3 separate regions of the Homo sapiens genome follow, and all the other regions are linked to region 1. Evidence: chromatin loops called from intact Hi-C (ENCODE). Cell type or tissue: gastrocnemius medialis. All regions are shown on one strand. Region 1 overlaps LOC105376959 (a long non-coding RNA gene). Region 2 has its middle 63 kb from the start of LINC01267. Region 3 has its middle 50 kb from the start of LINC01267.

The links. Peaks named below come from ENCODE experiments on the same cell type or tissue, not always from the same donor. Only the 100,000 strongest peaks of a DNase experiment are listed, where the experiment ranks them.
Region 2: it touches region 1 in a loop (3-fold over the local background); 7 of 110 quality-filtered maps call a loop at or near these places.
Region 3: it touches region 1 in a loop (3-fold over the local background); 6 of 110 quality-filtered maps call a loop at or near these places.

Annotation. Positions count from the first base shown.
Region 1 is chr3:14,390,300-14,398,299 of GRCh38, reverse strand. It overlaps LOC105376959 (a long non-coding RNA gene), which reads left to right. Exons shown (of 8, transcript XR_007095825.1): 4 at 1,247-1,391; 5 at 1,920-2,055; 6 at 4,779-4,911; 7 at 7,038-7,185; 8 at 7,910-8,000. It also overlaps the pseudogene RNA5SP124. Among named protein-coding and RNA genes, the nearest start is that of SLC6A6, 8.3 kb to the left of the region's middle. RefSeq lists an enhancer at 3,250-3,989. In gastrocnemius medialis, a CTCF peak has its summit at 4,252; DNase peaks (open chromatin) are centred at 551, 5,159 and 6,999; H3K27ac peaks cover 3,696 bases.
Region 2 is chr3:14,285,309-14,293,308 of GRCh38, reverse strand. No RefSeq gene overlaps it. Among named protein-coding and RNA genes, the nearest start is that of LINC01267, 63 kb to the left of the region's middle. RefSeq lists enhancers at 820-1,520, 1,521-2,222. In gastrocnemius medialis, no CTCF peak of the experiment used is centred here; DNase peaks (open chromatin) are centred at 3,548, 4,068 and 7,598; H3K27ac peaks cover 5,073 bases.
Region 3 is chr3:14,298,188-14,306,187 of GRCh38, reverse strand. No RefSeq gene overlaps it. Among named protein-coding and RNA genes, the nearest start is that of LINC01267, 50 kb to the left of the region's middle. RefSeq lists an enhancer at 7,721-8,000. In gastrocnemius medialis, no CTCF peak of the experiment used is centred here; DNase peaks (open chromatin) are centred at 1,257, 1,647, 4,407 and 4,997; H3K27ac peaks cover 3,412 bases.

The DNA.
Region 1 (8,000 bases):
TCCCTGACCTGGCCAGCATTTCCTGGGCACACTGCAGTGTGTCCACGTCCCTGGGTGTGTAGGTGGCTGCAGAGCCTTGTCAGAGCATCTGGGCCTTCAGGGATCTGCTTCCTGCCCACTACCCTCCTCTTGCCTGCCTGCAAATCTCAGCTCCATCCCTCATGGGCTGTGTGACCTAGAGTGAATAATGTGACCTCTCTGTGCCTTGGTTTCTTGATTTGTACAGCCTGATTAATCATAACCCCTCTCCTGCAGATTGTTGTGTGGAGTGAGTGGAGATGATTGATGTGAAGCGTTGAGCCAGGTCCCTGGCACACAGTCTAACACTCTGGAAAGCAGGACCCCCACCTACCCCTGCCACCTGTGTGCTCCAGGCTTTCTTGCCTCCAGGCCTTCACCCTTGCTGCTCCCTCCTGCCAAGCACTTTGCCCATTGCCCTTCTGCAACCTGGGTCTCTGCCAAACTTGGAGCCCCAGAAAGGGAGCACGCAGGAAGCGGGGATGCCAAGCAGTCCCAGCATGGGGCCTGGAGCACAGTGGACCCCAGGAAACCCTTGCAGGATGTGGTCTGTGGGTGGCAAGTGCCTGGGCTCACTTCCTCTTCTCCCTCAGTGGGCACAGCAAAACTGCCCCAGAACTGGACAGACAGGGAAGGTGTCAGTACTGGAGACAGCTCTGCAGGGGACCGGGGACCCACAGTACATTTATTCATTCACTAGCACTGCAGACAGATGCTCTCCAGCTTCACAGACACCCCAGGCCAGGCCATGTTCTCTCCCTTCTGGGTGACTGCAGGGGATGCTTTCCTCCCTGGCTTCCTCTCCTCCCCGACAGCCCATCTCCACTCCTGGGACTCTCTATGGCATATAGCCATTGCAGCAAACAATTTGGTAGTTTCTCTTCTTTTCTTTTCTTTCTTTTTTCTCTTTTTTTTTCTGAGACAAAGTCTCTAAAAAATGCTGTGTTGCCCAAACTGGCCTTGAACTCCTGGGCTCCAGTGATCCTCGCACCTCAGCCTCCTAAGTAACCGGGGCTATAGGCACACCACCACACCCAGCTACTCTGGCAGTTTCTGATAAGGTTATAAATTTATTGTAAGATTAAACACAACACTATGAGCCAGCAATTGCACGCTCAGGTAATTGGCCAGAAAGAAATGAAAATATTTGTTCACCCAAAGACTTGTGAATGGCAGTGGTATTCATACAGTCCAAAACGGAAACAGCCCTGGTTGTATCTATCAATAGAATGGAAAAACAGATGGAAGGACTGCAACTCACAGGTGAAAAGGAACCGGCTACGAGAGGCTCCAAACCAAGGGAGCAGCGGAGTTTGTCTCCAAAACACCGAGCCCAGTGAGAGAAGCCAGAGCCACAGACCAGATGCCCTGCAGTGGGTCCCTTTACATGGCCTTCAAAGTCAGGCAGAGTGAATTGAGGGCCATGGGAATAGGAGCAGTGGTTGCCTCCAGAGGTGAAGTGGGATGGGGTGAGGTGGTGTGGGGTGGTGTGGGGTGGGTGGGGTATGAGAGAACCTGCGGGATGGGAAGGGGCTCCATCCTTACCTGGGGCAGGTCACTCCAGTGTGTGCTGTCGCGTTTCACTGTAGGAAGTGTAGACCTCAGTAAAAATCCCAAGGAAAACCCCCAGACCCACTCAGGCTTCCTTCCTGCTTTGAACCACCTCATGGCCCCCACCACACTGCCACTAAGCCACACTCCTGGCAGCCTCTGAGATACCCCCTACCTGACCCTCCGCCACTCTCCTCCTCTGCCTCCCTCACTCCCAGCCTCTCTGGCCCCCTGGCTTTCCCTCCAACTCCAGGCTCCCCTCTCTCTGCCTCAGGGCCTTTGCCCCTGTCTTGCTCCCTGCCCCAGGCTCTTCCCCTCAGCCCTTCCCAGGTCTGGCTCCTTCTCCCTAGGCCTCAGCTCCAGTGTCTCATCCCCAGAGACCTTCCCAGACCACCATGTCTCAGACAGCCCCGGCTGCCTCCTGCCTGCCCTGCACCAGCCCTGAGCCATCGCCTCATTTTATTCTCATTCTAACTTGGATAATGGGTGAGTGGACCTTGATCATTTACATATTGACCTGTTTATGTCTGTTTTCACACTAGACTGCCCACTTCATGTGTCCCCAGGGCCTACAGCAGTGGCCAGCCCCATGGCAGATGTCCAACAAATTCTGCTGAATGAACGGAGCTGGAGCTGCCTACAATTTTCCCCCACGCTCCCACCCCCATTCCACAAACTGCAAAACTAACCATTTGTTTAGCTATGGAGAAAGGGGCCAGTCTTTAAGACTGTGCATTCGGCTCCACCCACAAGAGCCCCCTCCCCTCCCCATCTCCCCTGCAGAGACCTGGTTCCAAGCCCTGAGTGGATCCTTAGTGGCTGTGTAACCCAGAGGGACCTCCACCTCCCTCTGCCTCAGTCTCCCCATGGATGGCATGAGGTTAGCCAAGGTGACCTTCCAGCCCTGCTTCAACTGAAAAGTGCATATACTCACGACAGGATGTTGTTAACATACGAATTTGACTCAGCAGGTCTGGGGTGGGGTTGGAGATTCTGAATTTCTTATTTATTTATTATTTTTATTGATTATCATTATTATTATTGAGATGGAGTTTTGCTCTTGTTGCCCAGGCTGGAGTGCAGTGGTGCGATCTCGGCTCACTGCAACCTCCGCCTCCTGGGTTCAAGTGATTCTCCCGCCTCAGCCTCCCGAGTAGCTGGGATTACAGGCATGCGCCACCATGCCCGGCTAATTTTGTGTTTTTAGTAGAGATGGGGTTTCTCCATGTTGGTCAGGCTGCTCTCAAACTTGCGACCTCAGGTGATCTGGCCACCTCAGCCTCCCAAAGTGCTGGGATTACAGGGGCGAGCCACTGCGCCCGGCCTTCTATTTATTATTTATATTTATATTTATTTATTTATTTATTTTTGAGACAGGGTCTTGCTCTGTCACCCAAGCTGGAGTGAAGTGGCACAATCACAGCTCACTGCAGCCTCGACCTTCTAGGCTCAAGCCATTCTCTCACCTCAGCCTCCCAAGTAGCTGGGACTATAGCCATAAGCCACCATGCCCAGCTAATTTTTGTATTTTTTGTAGAGACGAGGGTTTCACCATGTTGCCAAAGCTGGTTTCAAACTCCTGAGCTCAAGCAGTCCACCTGCCTTGGCCTCCCAAAGTGCTGGGATTACAGGTGTGAGCCATCACATCCCACATTTTTATTTTGTTTATTTTTTTATTTTTATTTTTTGAGACAGTCTCGCCTTGTCGCTCAGGTTGGAGTACAATGGTGTGATCTCGGCTCACTGCAACCTCCGCCTCCCAGGTTCAAATGATTCTCCTGCCTCAGCCTCCTGGGTGGCTGGGATTACAGGCGCCTGCCACTACACCTAGCTAATGTTTGTATGTTTAGTAGAGATGGGGTTTCACCATGTTGGCCAGGCTGGTCTCGAACTCCTGACCTTGTGATCCACCCCCCTCGCCTCCCAAAGTGCTGGGATTATAGGTGTGAGCCACTGCGCCCAGCCAAGCCAAAAGCCTACAGCACCCGTTATTCCCAGGTGGTCTCCCATCTAAGTACTAACCAGGCCCAAACCTGCTTAGCTTCACGAGATCAGGCACGTTCCTGGTAGTATGGCCATAGACTGCTTTTTTAACTAGAGACTAGGTGTCTCTATGTTGCCCAGGTTGATCTCAAACTTCTGGGCTCAAGCAATCCTCCAGCCTTAGCCTCCTCAAATGCTGGTATTACAGGTGTGAGCTACTGCGCCAAGATTCTGAATTTCTAACAAGCTTCTGGGAGACACCCCAGGCTGTGGGTCCACAAGCCACAAAAGGAGTCCTGAGAATGCAGGCGAGAGGCTCTCAAAGTCTGGCCCCCAGACTAGCAGCTTCACCTGGGAACTTGTTAGAAAAGCAAAGCACCAGCCCAACCCAGACCTCCTGAATCAGAAACTCTGTGGTGGGACACAGTCCTATCTAACAAGCCCTCCAGGAGCTTCCGAGGCAGCTGGCGTTTCAGAACCACTGCTACAGGAGGTACCAGTTCTCAACCTTGGTGGCCCAAGGAGAAACTGAAAAAAATCTGATGCCTGGGGTCCCACGCTCAGAAATTCTCATTTAAATGGGCATGAGATGGTGGTGGCGGCTGCTGCTTCTTTTTCTTCTCCTTCTCCTTCTTCTTCTTTTCTTCTTTCTCCTTCGTTGTTTAAAATAAAGCTCTCCAGGCAACGTGAATGTCTCATCAGTGCCGGATCCTTGAGCTAGAGGGTGCTGGGCCTCCAAGCATTCCGGTGGCCCAGACATCCCCAGGCAGGCCTGATTCCTCTGCATTCTTGCCCAGGCCTCCCAGTGACTGCCTTCTTATATTTGGTTATTTCTCCCTCCCTCCCCAAACACAACAATTCAAAATATTCTCAGCTCCCAGACCATAAACAAAGCGGGAGAGGAGAGTTCCCTGACTATTTTGTTCCCACTTATGGCCTGATCCAAGGCTGACCTGATTGGGCCCTCGGGACTGGTCATCTGAGCCGGGGTGGGGTGGGCCCCGTTCTCAGGCTGCCCCAGCTCCACTCCTGGATTCCCAGGATCCCTCAGCTCTAGATGACCCCAGGTATTCCCCAAAGCCACTTCCCCAGGGAAACAGAGGTCAGCAAGTGACTTGTCCCATGACACAGCGCAATGCCCAGAAGGTCCCTCTGATCTGTGGTTTCTAGCCTTGGGGGCAGATGTGTGGGATCTGGGATTCAGAGAGATGTGTGTTCAATTCCAGGATCTGCCTCTTACCAACTGTGACCTTAGGCACAGGATCAGCCCCAAATTGAGCCTCATTTTGTCCATCTGTAAAATGAGGATGGCACTAGAGCCCCGTCTAGGGTGAATGTGAAGGTCAGAGCCTGCACAAGGTGAGTGTTCATAATTATCACTGTCATTCTGATGATTTCTGCCAGGATGACAAAACCAGCAAGAATGAGCAAGAAGAGAGGGGCAGGGGGCACAGGAGGTTGTCCATCTGAGTCTCAGGTGCTTGACCTGGGCCCAGGGGCTCATTCTGGAGTATGGGAAGGGAAGAGACAGGTCCAGGTTACCAAAGGGGATCCTAGACAGGCCCTGGGGAAGGAGAGAAGTTAATACCCTTGTTGTGCAAGTGGCACCTCGGGTGGAGGTGACATTTGCCACATGGGAACTTGAACCTGGTCTCTAGAGGCATTATCATCCCTCGTGCTTTGATGCTATTTGTAGCCTTTAAGCCTGTTATTCTACACTTGTGTATTGAAAGGCTCGGGCCCAGCACTTTCCTTATTTGATAAATGTGTTGTCCCCTGTGGGTCAGTGGTCGAGAAAACCACTGGGATGACACCAGGACACCCCTGACACTGGCAGAGTTCTACCCCGAGACAACAAATGCTGCAAATACTGTCTCAGTATTGAAAAGTTATATGTCAGGCTAATACGCTGTTAGGTACAAACCACCCTGCCCTCCCGCCTTGGTGTGCTTATTTTCATGGTGAGCTGGAGGCCAGCTTAGAATGTAAATTCCCAGGCTCCTTGGAGCTGGATCCTGCAAGCGGTGGCTGGGGAGTGCCAGCCCCCATCTGAGGCCCTGGCCTGTGGCCTGCCCCTCACCCCTCCTCTCCTGCCATTCCAAGCTCCGTCCTACCCCTTGAGCAGCTCTGGTCCATGCAGAGGGACAACCCACCTTCCATTCAAGCTCAGCCCCCAAGCACAGCCCACCTTTCCCCCCTAAGCCTGGGTACACACCAGTGTGCCTCTCCGCCCTCAGCTGAATGAATGGGGGAGAGGCCCACGGGCAGGGACTCTGGGGCCTGGGGTACCCAGGGTTCAATTTAGAAGCTAGAGGGCGCTGGCTTATGATGGTCACATCCCCTGGACCCTGTGGAATGTGTATATGACCTTGTGGGAAGGTGTGCAGCCACAGGAGGGCCCCTCTGGGAACCCATAGGCATGGGCTCCTCTGTCTGGGGCCTAAGGGTAGTCCTAGTGCCTCCCACACAGCACCAATGCAGAGCCGAATGCAGGAAAGGGCTGGTCATGGAAAGACATACAATTTGTGTTATTATTATTATTTTATTTATTTATTTATTTATTTTGAGACAGAGTTTTGCTCTTGTTGCCCAGCCTGGAGTGCAATGGTGCGATCTTGGCTCACCGCAACCTCCGCCTCCCAGGTTCAAGTGATTTTCCTGCCTCAGCCTCCCAAGTAGCTGGGGTTACAGGTGTGCACCACCATGCCCGGCTAATTTTGTATTTGTGGTAGAGACTGGGTTTCACCGTGTTGATCAGGCTGGTTTTGAACTCCTGACCTCAAGTGATCCACCCGCCTCAGCCTCCCAAAGTGCTGGGATTACAGGCGTGAGCCACCTCGCCCGGCCTCGTATTATTATTGATGGTGACATGGAAAGCCTCCAAGGCTGGCCCTACATAAGACAGAGAAAAACAGGAACTCACAATCCGGCAGGGGGAAGGCATGAATATTTACTGAGCTCCTACTGTGTGCCAGGCACTGAGCCAAGTGCTCACAGATGCTCTCTCATGGACCTCTCCTAATAGCCTGGGAGGAGGGATCCATTTCGTGGATGAGCTGGGATTTGAATCTAAGTGTATCAGACCCTAAGCTATGAGCCCTGCTCCTTCCCGTGGGCCAGAGGAGCAACAAAAGCTAAGAGGAGATGACAGAGCAGCAGAGATAGGGCAGGAAGGAGATCGCCACACAGCCAGGACGAGGGTGAAAGGGGTGTCTGGTTTTGGACATGAGCCCTATGACCTCTGTCATTTACTGTGTGACCTTACTGACAAGATGCAGGACGGCTGCCTGCAGGCACCCCGCTTTTCCTTACTGATGGACTAGGGAAGTGAGAAGGAAAAAAAATCTTCACTTGGGTTATAATAACCTTTTGTGTGAGCCAAATTTTGCCCAAGTCCAGCTGCCTTGGAGCACAGTCATAATTCTGCAGTCCACCGGCTGTCACTGCTCGTGCTTACGACACACACACTGAATCTGTTTGTTCAGCCTTCAGGGTTTAATGCCCTGCTGTGTCCATGTGCTCAGCTCATAGCCACCATGCATGACTTGGGACTTCTGAATGGGACCAAGAAATATCTAACATGCGATTTCCTGGAAAGCACATAGGAGTTTGGCCCAGATCCAGACTTGGCAGGTAACTTGCTGTGTGACTGTGGACAAATGACTGAACCTTTCTGGGCATCAATTCCCTCAAACATAGAGGGAAGGTGGGCAGGGATGGGACACCCACCCCTGAAGCCTCAATCATGAGAAGCATCCCAGAATGAGACGTATTCAGGTAATAAGGGAGTTTTTCTCTTTTTTTTTTGTTATTTAAAAAATGGATATGTAATAGTTTTATATATTTTTGGGGTCCATGTGATATTGTGATACCTGTATATGATGTGCTGTGATTAGATCAGGGTAATTGGGATCTCCATCACCTCAAACATTTATCTTTTCTGACCAGGCATGGTGACTCACACCTGTAATCCCAGCACTTTGGGAGGCTGAGGCGGGCAGATCACTTGACATCAGGAGTTTGAGACCAGCCTGGCCAACACGGTCTCTACTAAAAATACAAAAATTAGCCGGGCATGGTGGTGTGCGCCTGTAGTCCCAGCTACTCCGGAAGCTGAGGCAAGAGAATAGCTTGAATCCTGGAGGTGGAGGTTGCAGTGAGCTGAGACTGTGCCACTGCACTCCAGCCTGGGTGACACAGAAAGACTACATCTCAAAAAAAAAAAAAAAATTCTCTTTTCTTTGTGTTGGGAACATTTCAATTCTTTTCTTCTAGCTACTTTGAAATATACAATAAATGATTGTTAACTATAACTTCCTTATTATAAATTTTCCCTTTTCAATTCTCATTTATTCAGTTGCTCAATCAAGAAGAAGCTGCCAGGCACAGTGGCTTGTGCCTGTAACCCCAGAACTTTGAGAGGCTGAGCGGGGTGGATCACCCAAAGT
Region 2 (8,000 bases), 100 kb after region 1:
CCGGCCGCTCCGAGTGCGGGGCCTGCCGAGCCCACGCCCACCCGGAACTCGTGCTGGCCCGCAAGCACCGCGGGCAGCCCTGGTTCCCACCCGCGCCTCTCCCTCCACACCTTCCCCGCAAGCTAAGGGAGCCGGCTCCAGAAAGGGGTTCCCACAGTGCAGCGGCAGGCTGAAGGGCTCCTCAAGTGCCGCCAAAGTGGGAGCCCAGGCAGAGGAGGCACCGAGAGTGAGCGAGGGCTGTGAGGACTGCCAGCACACTGTCACCTCTCATTATGAAATGTGTTTCTTCAATCATAAGAAAGTCAAAATGACTCCTTGATCCATGGGCTGCAGAATGGATGTTGTGTTAGCAGGCATGAAAACAGCATTCATGTCCTTGCACATCTCCGTGGGAGCTCTCAGGTGACCAAGTCTATTGTTAATGGGCAGTCATATTTGAAAGGAATATTTTTTTCCTGAGCAGTAGGTCAACAATGGGCTTAAAGTGTTCAATAAGCCATGCTGTAAACAGATGTGCTGCCACCCAGGCTCTGTTGTTCCATTTCTAGAGCACAGGCAGAGTAGATTTAGCATCATTCTTCAGGGCCCTACTGTTTTGGAAATGGCCAATGAGCATTGGCTTCAACTTAAAGTCATCAGCTGCACTAGCCCCTATACAAGAGAGTCAGCCTGTCCTTTGAAGCTTTGTAGTCAGGCGTTAACTTCTCCTCTCCAGCTATGTAAGTCCTAGATGGCATATTCTTCCAGTGAAGGCTGTTTCAGCTATATTGAAAACCTGTTGTTAGTGTTGCCACCTTCATCAATGCTCTTAGCTAGTAGATCTGGACAACTCGATGCAGTTTCTACATCAGCACTTGCTGCTTTTCCTTGCACTTTCATGTTACAGAAATGGCTTCTTTCCTTAAATCTCTAAATCAACCTCTGTTAGCTTCCAACTTTTGTTTTGCAGCTTTCTCTCCTCTCTTGAGCCTTCATAGAATTGATGAGTAAGGGCCGGGTGTGGTGGCTCACACCTGTAATCCCAGCACTTTGGGAGGCCGAGGCAGGTGGATCACTTGAAGTCAGGAGTTTAAGACCAGCCTGGCCAACATAGAGAAATCCCATCTCTAATAAAAATACAAAAATTAGCTGGGCGTGGTGGCACGTGCCTATAGTCCCAGCTACTTGGGAGGCTGAGGCAGGAGAATCACTTGAACCGGGAGATGGAGGTTGAGGTGAGCTGAGATTGTGTCACTGCACTCCAGCCTGGGCAACAGAGCGAGACTGTGTCTCAAAACAAACCAACAAACAAACAAACAAACAAACAAGAATGGATGAGTTACGGCCTTGCTCTGGATTAGGCTTTGGCTTAAGGGAATGCTGCGGCTGGTTTGATCTTCTGTCCAGACCACTCAAACTTACTCCATATCAGCAACAAGGCTGCTTCACTGTCTTATTGTTTGTGAATTCACTAGAATAACACTTTTAATTTCTTTCAAAGACTTTCCTTTGCATTCACAATTGGCTAACTATTTGGCACAAAAGGACTCACTTTTAGTCAGTCTTGGCTTTCGAGGTGCCTCCCTCACTAAGCTTAATCATTTCTAGCGTTTGGTTTAAAGTGAAAGATGTATGGCTCCTTCTTTCACTTGAACACTTAGAGGCCATCATTGGCCTAACTTCAATACTGTTGTGTTTCAGGAAATAGGGAGGCCTGGGGTGAGGGAGAGAGATGGAGGAACAGCCGGTTGGTGGAACAGGCAGAATACACATATTGATAGATTAAGTTCACGTCTTACATGGGCACAGTTCATGGTGCCCCTAAACGATTGCAATAGTAACATCAAAGATCACTGATCACAGATCACCGTAACAGATATAATAATACTGATAAAAGTTTGAAATATTCTGAGAATTACCAAGACGTGACACAGAGACACAAAGTGCACATGCACTGTTGAAAACAATGGCGCCGAGAGACTTGCTCAACACAGGGTTGCCAGAAACCTTCAATTTGTAAAAAACACAATGTCTTTGAAGTGCCATAAAGTGAAGCCCAATAAAACAATAAAGGCATGCCTGTCATGCAGATGCTAGGTAAACATTTGCCAAATTAATGAATGATGAAAGAGCCTTGTAAGCTGTAAAGTGCCATTCAAATTCCTTAGTCCAGCTAACAGCCGGCAGAAGCCAAACCAATTCATTGGAGTGCTCACATAGCAGATTTTTTAAAAGCGTGGCTTGAAGAAGGGAAGTAAAAGCTTGTCTGCAGCAGCGGCAGAGTCTGCAGGCCTCCCCAGAGGGTGGGGTGGACTGTGAGAAGGCCGTGGTCATTCAGCCTCCACTCACAGCCTCAGGAATGAGGACTCCCTGCCTCTGGAGGCAGTGGCTCCTTGGTCATCTAAACTCTCTCCCACCCCTGACTCCCATGCTGGCTTCATGTTTTTCTCCCAGGGTCAAAGAGAAGAGGATCCAAGCCAACAGACGGATATTCAGAAAGATGAGACAGGGGGAAGGTTAAGTCATCCCAGCCTTGAGAACAGAAAGAACAAGATGTTCAAAGCTCTCTGCAGAGCAAGCAAGGGGATAAGGAAAAGAGTGGGAAGTCATCTAGTGGAATATGAGAGAAATGTGGACAAAAGGAGAGGCAATCCGTGGAGAGAAAAAGCGGGGGAGTGGGGAAGGATGAAGCTGAGAGGGGCTCCTAAGCGTGGAAGGTGCTGACCTCTCCATTCTCACAAAGTGCGGTCATTCATCAACACCCTCTGTCAGACACCCGCCGTTTGGACTACAGTAGTGAGCAAGACAGACAAAAATCTCTGCCCTTGTGGAGCTTAAATTTTGGTGGTGGAGACAGAAAATAAGCAAGCAGAGGATGAAAGTGTATGAAAGCAGTAAGGACAATGCAGAAAGTTGAAGTAGAGTGAGGTGGTTGGAGGCACCAGGGGCTATTTTCCATCTAGGAGGTGACATTCATGCTGAGACATGAATGAGGATAAACAGCCAGTCAAGGAAAGATGAGGGAAGAGTGTTCCAGGAAGAGGAGTGGTGAGTGCAAAGTCCCTGGGGTAGGAATGGGCTTGGTGTGTTCAAGGGAAGGAGTAGAGTGAGCCCAGAGAGTGTGGCAGGGCATGAGTGGGACTGGGGGGCAGGGCGTCAGACACAGGATTTTTAGTCAGGGTAACAAATTGGAATTTTATTGTAAGTACATAGGGTTTCAAAGAAAATATCACATTCCAGTGTCCACACTGCCGGGGTGCTTTAAAAGTAGTGTTGAGAGAGAAATCAATCATTCATAGAGGGTTCGTTGTGAGCCAGGCTCTGGAGCAGGGTCTCTTGCAGCCTTTTTTCCATGTGATTCTTACTGGTAACAGAACTAGAAAGCCGCTGAGTTCAAGTCTGGCATGTGTTCTACTATAACACAACTTCACAGCCTTTCCTCAAATGAATGTGGATTCCTTACAGTTAATAAAGTGCTTTTATATGCACCTTACCTCATGCGCTCTTACAGAGTGCTGTCACCTCTTTGCAATGGCCTTTGCAATGTTTCTGAGACCTTGAATGATGAGTCACAGCTCTGCAGCTGTTCTTTATCCTCAGCTTTCAGCAGCTTCTCTCTAAACAGGATCACTATTGATGTGAACTCGGAGTTGGATACAGTCAGCATCCGTGGAAGTTAGAGGCAGGTCACTGTGAGCCCATGTGGTGTCTTTGCTCAAATCAGAAAATGACTCCCTTTGCTCAAGATACTTCTAGCTTCCAAAAAAGTTGTAATAATTATTTTGTTAGAGTGTCCTTTGCAGCCATCTGCAAATAAATTACCTCTTTATGTATGTGAACCTACACTATTTTTGATATGAGAGAGGCCCACTTAAATGCAGCGACCTTGTGGAAGGCAGAACCTGAATGACTTTCATGATTTTCTACACCCCTGCACAAAATGTTTAGAACAGCAAAGCTATGAGTCCACGCAGAAAGGGAATCCATCTGGAAATGGCCACACTAGGACATATGCATGAACACATGCGATACCCTGGGGGTGACCATGACTGTCCAGGTTTTCCTAGAGCTGCTCCCCTTCACAGGACATTCAGTTCTGGTTCCCTCTCCCACATCAGCATGCTCTCCACCCCTCTGTAACACTGCCCCCATCCTAGTCACATTATGCACCTGCTCCAGGGTATGAAATGGGTTGAGCAATACTGGGTCCTTTTACAGTTCTCCTGGGATTGTGAGATGAAGTCCCTGAACTGTGCCCTGGGAAAAATCCCCCACTGTGACCCTGGGTGGTATTGGTCTCCAACACTCACCACACCCACGTTCCCCTGTGTGGCCAGCACCACTTCTAATGCCAGGGGGCGCACCTTTGAATTCTTCCAGCTCCTAAATTTAGAAACATGGATTAAATCTAAATAAATGGATAGTTATGTAACTTCTTGTCCCTTTTCACTACCCCCTCCCCTTGGAATAATCAGCCTTAATCAGCTAATGATGGGGCCCTGAATACAACCCCAATCCCCTGGGAAGCTATTGGGCTTACATAAGGAGTGACATTGGCTGGTATGCTTTAAAATACATTCTCTCATTCTGTCTTCTCTCTCTTTTTTCTCTTTCTCAATCTCTCCTACTCACCCATACATTCTGACACAGACACACACACACACATGCACACACACACACTCTCACTCCCCCAAACATGTCCATCAAGTGCTGAAGATGCTTAGCTAGCCTGGGATCAACTATATGCAAGCTGAGAGAAAGGGTTTACTCCTCAGGAGGTTCAAACTTATCACCTAAAAATAAATCACCTAAATCTGTAAATGACAGCTCATGCAGGAAGGAAGGGGGCTCTTTGCCATAGAATTATAGACTGTTTGAGGAAAAAGGGAGGGTCATTTGAGAACTTCCTAATCATCAGAACTGTCCAGCAATGGAATGGCTACTCTCAGGAAACAGTGAGCTTCCCGTCACTGGAGGTGAGTAAGCAGAAGTTGGGGATAATGGATAAGGATTCTTGCAATGAGCAGAGGCTGAATGGTAGCTTTTATGCAGGATCTGCTATGTGCCAGAAACTGTGCTCTAAAGGTATCGTAATGAGATGACAAAAAAGATTCATCTCACATGCCAAATCCTACCTATTGGGAGTGGCTGCCTGGAGCTCTGGACATACAGAAGATTCTGAGGGTCAGTGAGAAAGAATATCTTGAATGATTAGCAGTGTCTGTCATGGCTGCAGGATAAGCGAACAGAAGGTATCGATATGCTATTTGCCAATGATTTATTTTACTGTTTATTAATCCCTTTGTTGACGAGGAAACCGAGATTCAGAGGTCTGCGGTTGGTAAGTGGCAGAGCCAAGATTTGGACCCAGTCTAGCCAAAACCAGTCTGTGCTCATGGCCACTATACTATTCTTCCCCTCAATGACGTGAGGAATGGCGCTGGGGCTGCGTCCCTCATTTGCAAATGCTGTTGGCATGTGAGTTTTAGCCTCTGAGCTGTGGGTTCCAGAAGGTCATCTACTGGATCTGAAGGCTGACCCAAGGAGAAGACACACGTGCCACTCTCTGAGCCAGGACAGACTCCCTCCGTCCACCACCCGGCTCTGACTCCCAGCAACACTGGGAAGTGGGCCTGCCATGGATGATCAACACTGGGAAGTGGGCCTGCCATGGATGATCAACACTGGGAAGTGGGCCTGCCATGGATGATCAACACTGGGAAGTGGGCCTGCCATGGATGATCAACACTGGGAAGTGGGCCTGCCATGGATGATCAACACTGGGAAGTGGGCCTGCCATGGATGATCAACCTCACAGCACAGATGAGGAAACCGGGGCAACCAAGTATAGGCCATCTCTCCTCCTTGGATCCTGTGCTTGGTGGCACGTGAAAGCCCAGCGTTCCTGGCCAGAGAGCACATTCGACAGCAAATGCAGTGCAGAGGGACCCAGCAGGCACCTTGAGCCACAGCAGCCACTTCTCAGCCCAGCTGCTTCCTGCCAGCTCCCTGAGGCCATTAGCACCATGCCATGAGTCTTCTGATCGGGTTTCAGGCAGCCCCCAGTTGCAGGTGGAAATTACCCCTCCCCAACCACGTGATACCCCACATAGACACCTGTCCCTCCAGGTCTCAAACTGCTGGTGCCACAGCCAGGTAACATCAGTACCTCCCTCCTCTCCTGCTGGCCTCTTTCCAACAATTTCTTACTTCCCTCTCATCAGTCTCCCATCCTTCCTGTGCCAGAGCCCTCTCAGCCCTATTGTTCAGCTTCTGTCCTTACCACTTCCTCTGGGGGAGATCTTTTACCCCAATCCTTGCTAAGAAACAAAGCAATCAGGAGAACAGAGAAGATTTCAAATGCCAAGAACTTAAGCATGCAAAGTCCTAGAACAAGAAGGGGAACGTAACATGGGGCTGGTCCCTGTCCCAACCTTCCACTCTCTCCTTTGGTTCAACCTTCCACTCTCTCCTTTGGTTAGGATGGGGACATTGGCCGAGCACGGTGGCTCACGCCTGTAATCAACACTTTGGGAGGCCAAGGTGGGTGGATCACCTGTGGCCAGGAGTTTGGACCACTCTGGCCAACATGGAGAAACCCCGTTTCTACTAAAAATACTAAAATTAGCCTGGCGTGGTGGTGGGTGCCTGTAATCCCAGCTACTCAGGAGGCTGAGACAGGAGAATTGCTTGAACCCGGGAGGCGGAGGTTGCAGTGAGCAGAGATTGCACCCCTGCACTCCAGCCTGGGTGACCCAGCAAGACAATGTTTCAAAAAAAAAAAAAAGATGGGGGACACTGAAATCACAAAGGCAAGGCCTACACATTAAGGCCACTCAGGACCATGGCTGGGACCTCAGAGTTAAATAATCCACAGGGAATGGCTGTGACCTCAGAGTTAAATAATCCACAGGGCATGGCTGCTTTTGTATTCTGTCAGATGGTGCCTGAATTGTGCAAGGCAGAAGGTAGGAGCCATGGCCGTGGAGGCGAGGAACAGAGATGGGGTGTCTCCTCCCTGCTGAAATTTAACCTTGGTTCCTCTTCAAAGTGTCAAAGACTTTTACTGATGCTGCAGGAGTGCCTCCACGTTTAAGATAAACCCCAAGGTTCACCCTTCCAAAAAGATAAGTCGAGGGTTGGAAGAGGTTTCTGGTTGCAACAGAGGTACCCTGAACTGCTGCTTCTGGAGTGGATTTGAGCATTTTTTCACAGCTTATTAACTGGAAGCTGCCTGAAAAATCAATGAGACCAGTCATTTCCAAATTCTTGGAATCAGATCACTTTTTGCAAACAAAATCTTTCTGGGAACCTCAGTTCATTTAGACGGAAAAAAACCCCACAAGATGTTGAGGTGAGATGGGTCCCATGACCCCTCCAAAATTACATGCAAAATATGCATATGCATGAGTTTCCCCTGGCTGGGGTCCCTAGTTATCTTGTGTCTCCAAGGGCTACCTGTCCCAGGAAGGGCTAAGAGGGTCTGGAAGTCCTGCTGACAGTCTAGGATGCCAGTGATTGTCATGTCTATTTCTGTTGCCTGCTTGTTTTGCTGAGCTCTGTTGCTCCAGCTGACGTTTAAATGAGTTTGCATTCGCAGAGCCCACACCAACTGGTGCTGTGGGTGCAGTGGGGGTGGGGGGATTGAGGAGAGCCCAAACTCAACAGATGGAAGGGGCGTGGCTGCGGAGATTAATGTGGTCCTAGATCTCCAGGAGTTGCCTGGGAGCATCTGAAATGCTTTAAAGAGACAAAGCAAGGTGCTGCTGGAAGACCTGGCATGTGGGCAGGACAGCCTAGTTCCAGCCTCTCTTCTTTCGATGTGCTGTGTGGCTGGGACAAGACTCGTTTCCTCTCTGTTTTTACTTGTGCCGTGAGGATCAGTGTTTCCCAAAATGTGAAGTTCATGGCACATGCCATGGCCTTAAGTAACATCAGCTTACTAACGGAGAAACTGCGTCTCTCCTGCTTCCTTTTTTTTTTTTTAAATGACACAGCCTCAGGAGGTCCTGATGACATGT
Region 3 (8,000 bases), 92 kb after region 1:
TTTTAAATTTGTGTACAGCATACGGACCCTTCAGCGTGCTCATCTTCACAGCACGGCTCCTCCACGTTTTTTTTCGTCTGCACGCACCCGTGGAGCCACCACCCGGATCAAGATCATTTCCACACCCAAGAAGGCACACCACACCCACCCAAGGTGACCAAGCCTGGCCTGTGTCAGCGTGGCCTCCCTGGAATGTCACATAAATGGAATCCCCAGGCATGTACTCCTTCTGTTTACCATCTCGTCGGCCGGCTTCACCCATGCTGTTGCACGAGGCAGTGACTTCTCATTTTTATGGCTGTGTGGTACGCCATAACCAAAGGCCACCGCTGCAGTTCACTGGGAACAGAAACGGTTTTCAATGCATCGTGCCGGGACTACCGGACGGCTGCTTGGAGAGCCGCGAACCTCGGCCCTCAATTCATCTGTATATAAAAATGACTCGAAAGGGATGCCAGGCTTGGGCATGGAGCATGGTGACAGTCTGCATGGCCCTGTGACACAAGCGTTTCTTCAACAGGACACAAGGATCCCTAACTGGGAAAGAAGAAATTGATATGTTGGACTTCATTAAAATTAACAACTTCTCTCCATCAAAAGACACCCTTCAGAAAGTGAAAGGGCAAGCCTCAGGCTGGAAGGAAATACTTGCGAAAGATTTCCCCCGTGCCTCCCATCTTGGCTTATCTCTCTCGGATGATTTACTAAGTACTTCAGCATGCACTCTTCTCCCTCTTCTCTTTCTCCTGAGATTCGGAAGACTCAAATGATTTAACTATAGGGTCTCAGGCTGGGCACAGTGGCTCACGCCTATAATCCCAAACACTTAGGAAGGCCGAGGCGGGAGGATTGCTTGAGTCCAGGAGTTCAAGACCAGCCTAGGCAACATGGCAAAACTCTGTCTCTACCAAAAAATGACACAAAAATTAGCCAGATGTGGTGGCGCGCCTGTAGTCCCAGTTATTCCAGAGGCTGAGCTGGAAGGATCACCTGAGACCAGGAGGTTGAGGCTGCAGTGAGCTATTATTGCACTACTGCATCCAGCCTGGGCAATGGAGTGAGACCTTGTCTCAAAAAAAAAACAACAAAAAAAAAACCCTGTAGGGTCTTAGTTGCTGACCAGGGCTTTTGCAGTTGTAATGGTCCCACTTGAGACTTCCACAGTCATGTTAATTCTGCCCACTGGATTGCGAGGCAGGTGAGGTCATTATTTCCACCTTCCAGCTAAGGCAGCTGAGACTCAAGGAGGTGAAGGCGCTTGCCAAGCTCACACAGCAACATCCCCAGCTGACGTTTTGGCTGGGCATGCCTGGTACAGAGTAGGTGCTGAATATGTGCTTGGAAGTGGATTTCTCAGCCCCAGGGCTCCCCAAGCCTGTGCATGTGTGTTGCAGGCAGGGAGACTGAGTATTCAGGAGCGTTCCTAGCAGAAGACAATTTCCTTACTGGTTGTGAGTGCCAGACAAACACTGCAGGACACCCATAGGCTCCCTCCTAGTGCCAAGAAGCAACCAAGCCCCAAGACCACATCTCTGCCCTCAGCCTTAACCTTCTGTCATGGCCCAGGGACACCAAAGAGGGATGGCAGGACACCAACACAGTGCTTATTTTCCCTCCTGGGACTCTGGCCACTTTCCATCTGTAAGCAGTGCCCAGAGCCACATCCAGCTCCAAGGTGAACACATGGCCACTGCAGAGGGGAGCTGGCTCCTGCCTCACCAGGTCTCTAAGCAACTCCACCCTTCAGGGGTGCATTGTGGCACAGAGGTGCCAACTGCTCCTCAGCCCCCACCTTCCATTCAGTGCCTGGCATTTCCTGCTGGGCACCCTGTGTCCTGTTCTTCCCATCACGGCTGCAGTTCCAGGATCTGTAGCCCTCAGAAATAACAAAAGGCCAAAGGAAAGAGCGAGAGGGCCCACCTTGCAGAGTCACAGGGAGGACGGAGGTGATGTGCACAGGACCTGGATTCTGCAGAGCGCGGGGTCCAGGGCTGGCTCTGTGATTTGTTGACTGTGTGGCCTTGGGTGGGTTCCACAACCTCCCTGAATGTCTGGTAGGGCTCTTTCTGAAGCTCATGACCAATCCCCTGCCCACTCAGTCCAGCAACCTGGGCTTGCAGGCCTGTAATGGAGGGATGCCAGCAAGGACAGAGCACAATAACGTGTGTGCCAATGTAAACGATAAAGTATGGTGTCCTCATACATTTCATAAATATTTGCTGAGAAGCTTCTAAGTTCTGGGCACTGGGAGGGATCCAGAGATGACTACAGCATCTCAGGGAGCCCAAAGCCAAGGGGAGGAGCCAGGACAGGGTCTTGCCATCTGCCGCTCACCCCCACCCTGTGCTCTGGGGACCGCTGCATCCTCAGGCTGTGGACTAGGAAGCTGAGGGTCACCCAGACAAGAGGAGGTGCTGGAGGTCACACAGTGAATATGCCTCGCTGGCCTTCCTGTCTGGCGTGTCTTCCTCTGCCCCCATCCAGGTAGGCTGGAGTTGGGTTTTGATGGAGGAGATTTTGGTTAGGAAGATGAGAGTGGTGGTAGCAGTTCAGGGCCAGGGGGAGGGACAGGAAGCACCAGATCAGTTTTGTGGGCAGCAAGTAGGTCAATGTGGTTAAGACACAATTGTCCCTGGGGTAGCAGGACAAGCAAGGGGATGAGCAGGGAGACAGGGTGCCAAAAGGCTCTGGGGAGCCTGAGGCCTCAGCCTGAAGCCACAGGAGTGTCGCCTGCACATCTGGCCAAACCCTAAGCTCTGAGCTGGGGACACACAGGGGAATTGAGCACTTCTCTGACCCCAGGAGCTCATTGCCTTGTCAAACAGTCAGAAGTGGAAAAGGGAAAGTGCAGGTGGTTGAGGAGCCAGGGAGCCGCTGGCCCAGCCTGGGCAGCAGGGAGGGCTTTTGTGGGGATGCAGGTCCTAGCCTGGATCTGAAAAGCTGAACAGGAGCCAGGTAGGTGGAAAGGGGTGTGGAGGACCCAGAAGGAGCGGCGACAGCAGAGGCCAAGGCTCTGCAGCTGGAGCCAGCGTCTGCATCTGCGGTGGCAGGAAAGATGAGAAGGGACTCAGCCCAGAGGAGAGAGGGAACCCGCCCTGAGCAAGAGGAGAGATGCCTTTTCCTCAGGGTGGGCAGAAGGAAGGAGAAGGCAGAGGGTGGTTTTGTGGATGCTGGGAGTGGGGTGCTGAGGACTGGATAGGGGATTAGGGTGACAGGTGGTACCTCTGTTCTCATTCCCACCATTCCCCGCCACCCCTCTACCCCACTGCTCCAGCCATGTGGGTCCCCTGGCTGCCCCTCCAGCATAGCTGCACTCTCCTGTCTCCAGGCCTTTGTGTGTGGGGTTCCCCTGGCCTAGAAAGCCTTCTCCCATTGTCTGCAGGGCTCACTCCTAGTCATCACTCACCTGTGCTCGTGTCTCCTCCTCTTATGGGTCTTCCTCGGCCACCCTCTTCTCCCTGACCTCCTGTTTATTCTGCTTTGCTTTTTTCCTGAGAACATACTACTTCCTGACATAGTATATATTCATGGTCTTATTTGCTTATTTTCTGTCTCATCCAATGAACATGTAACTCTCAGAGAATTTGTTGGTTTTGCCCTGGATGTATGCCTGGCACTTAGTACCAGGCATGCAGTTGGTGCTCAATAAAAGGGTGTTGGGTAAAGAAGTGACCCAATGAAGCAGGTGAGAGGTGGTGAGGTAGAGTCACTGGTGACTATCTTTTCTCCCTAAGACACACTTGGGAATTATTTACCCTCTGCACACTGACTGGGCAGGCGGACAGCCTTCCCCTGTGCCTTGAGCTCCTAGCCCTGTCTGCTCACCTCTGTGGAGACCCTAGGTTCCCACCCTTGGCCCCTGGTGTTGGCAGAAGGGGTCAGGCTGGGAGGGACAAAGGGACTGTAGTTTTGCTGGGAATGGGCATGGTGAGAGGGCTGGAGTTGAGAGGTTCACTCCAGATTTCAGGAAGCTTCCACATGCTTGATCCCACCACCATTCCCAATGCAGGGAACTCCTGGATTGCCGTCTCCACCAAGCTGGCCCCGGGAAAGGCCTACGGCCATTTTTGCAAATCAACCACATATCTTAAGCCCCATAAGCAACTGTGAAATAATATGAGATGAAACAGTGGCCACTTTCAGGGAGTAGAATCAATAGGGGTGGGGGCAACTCGGACCTTCTCTTTTACTTTATTATATGTCCTTTTATGCCATTTCAGTTTGTTTCAAAAATGAAATATTTAGGTCTAAAAGAAATGAAGACTTTACCTTTCAGGTGATTTTTCCGACATGTGAAATGACACACAGGCAAGGGAGTTCACCAGCATGGTTTGCTTCAGCGAGAGATCAGAGCGCCCTAAGTGAATGCCAGTGGGTGTTGCGAAATAGCCAGCGGGGCCTCCATGTAAGGGAATCCTGTGGACAGTAAAACAGAGTCAGGCGGCTGCAAGGTTCCGGCACGGTGCAGGGCATACAAAGCCCTCACTGGGGTGCGGGCAGCATCACACGCTCCCATTTGTGTAAACGATGTTTAGAGTGTCTCTGGACCAGACACACGACAACCAGCAGCAGCGGCTGCCTCTGGGCAAAGGAACCGGTGTCCCGGGCTCACAGGTGGGAGGGGAATGACTTTCTTTTTATGCTCTTTGGTACCCTTAAGATTTTGTATGGAACCTCCTCAAAAACAACTAGATAGAAGTTTAACAACAATTTGTTTTTAAAACATATCAAAGTTTTAGAAATAATTCTTTTTGAAAGGCATGGGGGAAGGGAGATAAAAGATGACAGATTTTTGTTCCAAGCACTGACGCACTCTTTGACCAGTGGGTAAGTCACTGGCTGTCTCTGAGCATCAGTTTCTGCCAAGTGTAAAATAAGCCAAGTCTCCCCGCTCAACGTGAGCAGTGTCACACAACTCCAGGGGGTGCCATTCACATTGCAGTCCATGTGACTGATCCCCTTGCAACTGTGCAGTGCGCAATGTAGGCAACTGGAGGAGGTGGCCCGGATATGAGGCGGAAATGGGAGAGTGGACAGGAGAGAGCTTGGCTGTCATGAGGGGTAGGGTGTGCACATGTGAGTGTGTGGAATGTGGCAGTGTGTTCCTCTGAGTGGGTGTGTACTTTCTGCTGATGTGAGTCCTACAGACACAGGCTGAGGAAAAGAGATCACCTCCTCTCTCCCAGGCTCAGGCTCCTGGGTCTTAAGAGCCAGGATTGAGAAGGGCACCCGCAGGGTGCTGAGGTTTCCCACTCCATCTTCCAAGGGCCCGCCACCCAGCAAGCTGTTTCTTCAGGCCCTTTCCATGTTGGCTCAGAACCTCCGTCCCCACGGTTGGGGTAGGAGAGAATTCCTCACGTCAAGATGCTTTCTGCTTTTCCAAGTGCAGAGTCAGAGCTAACTTGACTCAAATTCCAGCCTTGACTCTTTCTTTGTCACTTGATTAGAAACAGCTCTGACACTTTCTATTCCTGGGACCTTGGGCAAGGACCTTCAACTCTCTGAGCCTTAAGTTTTCTCATCTGTGAAACGGAGGCAGAGATGGTGGCCACCGCACAGTGTTGCTGTGAGTGTTAAATGTCCAGTGAGGTTTGACAGGTGGAGTGACTCACGCCTGTAATCCCAGCGCTTTGGGCGGCCAAGGTGGAAGGATCGCTTGAGGCCAGGAGATCGAGCCTGGGCAACACAGAGAGACCCTGTCCCTACCAGAAAAAAAAAAAAATTAGCAGGGCACAGTGGTGTGCACCTGTGGTCCCAGCTACTGAGGAGGCTGAGGTGAGAGGATCGCTTGAGCTCAGTTCAAGGCTGCAGTGAGCTATGATCGTGCCACACAGCATTGCAGCCTGGGTGACAGAGTGAGATCTTGTCTCAGAAAAAAAAAAAATTTTAATGTCCAGTGAGGTCAAGCACATAGTAGGCACTCAGTCAATGCCAATTCCCAATATTAGCTCCTATGGACTCTTGGGTACTCCTTATATACTCTGGGTGGGCTATGTTGATACAGACAGAAAACACCTGAAAGGAAACATACCCCACACTCTCAGCAGTGGTTGTCTGGGGAATAGGAGGGTGCTATTAAGCGCATGCATGATTTTAAAATCAGTAAAGTTGTTTTCATTCTGAAAACGAAGAAACAAAGTGAAAAAAGAGAATAGGTGAAGCCCAGAGGAATTTTAGGGTAGTGAAACTACCTAGTATGATCTAGTCATGGCAGACACGTTATGATACATTTGCTCAAACCTATAGAATGTGCAACACCAAGAGTGAGCCTCACATAGACTATGGAGTCGGGGTGATGATGATGTGTCAAGGTAGTTCACTCATTAACAAGTGCACCTGCTGGTGCCCCATGTTGGTGGTGAGGACACTGTGTACGGGGTGGGGGTGGGTGTTGGTGGTGAGGACACTGTGTGTGGGGTAGGGGTGGGTGTTGATGATGGGGACACTGTGAGTGGGGCCTTCTACCCTGTGCCAGCTGGGTCCCTGACACAAGGCCAGTGCTCGTAAACATTTGGGGCCTTTCTTACCTGGCCTGGGCTCTCTCATGAACCACACTCCCTCTTCCACAGTCAGGGATCTGGGTACCGCCCTCTTGTGTAGGAAGAAGATGCCACCCCCTTACACCTTCAGCAGGGAGAGGGGTCTCTCAGGTTAAGACCTTGGGTAGAGGAGGGGGACATCCGTGTGCAGAGGACCCCAGCTAGCCAGCCAGCCTGGGGCCAGTTCCTGGGGGCCCCAACTGATCCCCAGGATGACCTTCAATTATATGCCAGCAGGCTGGGTCAGAGAGAGCCACACAGCCCCTACTGGGCACACAGATGGGCACCTCTCCAAGGCCTCACACTTAACCTCAGGATGGGGGTGCAGGGGGCAGGGGCCCAATTCCCATCATCCTTCTCAGGTGGCAGAGAGTGGCCTTTGCCTCCTGATTGTTGTGCGACCTTGCATGGCTGGCATCCTCTCTGGCCCATCAGGTTCTGTTGATCCGGGTTCCTGACAAGCCCCAGGGGCTTTCTGGGCTGGGCCAGGGGTCTGCATGGCAGGGAGGTGAAGCAGAGGTCTAAAGAGTGGGCTGGGGCCAAGCCTGGGAGACTTCCAGACAAGCGCCAAGGTGCCGACCCCTCAGACACGCTCCAGGCCTCCCTGGCAGCCTCTCAATCCAGGCCTCTGGGGCTCACGAATGGCGGGGCCAGCAGATCTACAGGGGAGATGGCAAGACCACCAGGACTTGGCAGAAAACAAGCACAGGTGTCTTCTGCCAGACTGCCCAGCCTGAAATCTACAAGAGGAGGAACATTTACAGGAAGTGGCTCTTCTGGGCTCCTTCACCTGAACCCTGAGACAGGAAGCAGACTCTGGCCAGGGTGGTGTGGTAGGTGGGTGAGGACCTGAGCCCCACTTTTAATCCACCTCCTCCTCTACCCCGCTGAGTGCCTTCCGGTGCAGCACTTCCCTGGTGGAGCCTCAGAGCCCAAATCATCATTCTGTGGTCACAGACAGTAAGTGCCCTGTCCGTCTTAAACTGAGAAGTCCACCCTGGAGTGACAGATGCCTTCAGGAATGGCTGGTAGTGACCATGGCTAAGAGTCTGTTCAGACAGGCATGGGCTGGAGTCCTGGCTCGCCCACTGGAGCAACTGGGTCATCGTGGGCAAGTGACCCTCCCTCCTGGAGACTCAGTCTTCATCTGTAAAGTGGGGATGATACCAGTGCCCCTGCTGGAAAGATGTAAGGAGCTGATGTGAGCCTAGGTGTCAGTTGCTTGCACATTTAAGCCCTCAGTAAGCCATGGCCCTGTTACTATCCTTCTTATTGACAACAGCCATTGTGTTATGATTTTTAGTAGTAATAATCATCCTATTATCGCCCTACCTTCATTTCCTCACCCCTAAAATGGGGACAATAAGCGGGCTGACATCATGGTGTTGCTAGGAAGGTTGAGTGCTTAGGGCAGGGCCTGGCACAGCGTGAGCCCTCCGTAAATGACCGTCATTCTTATGA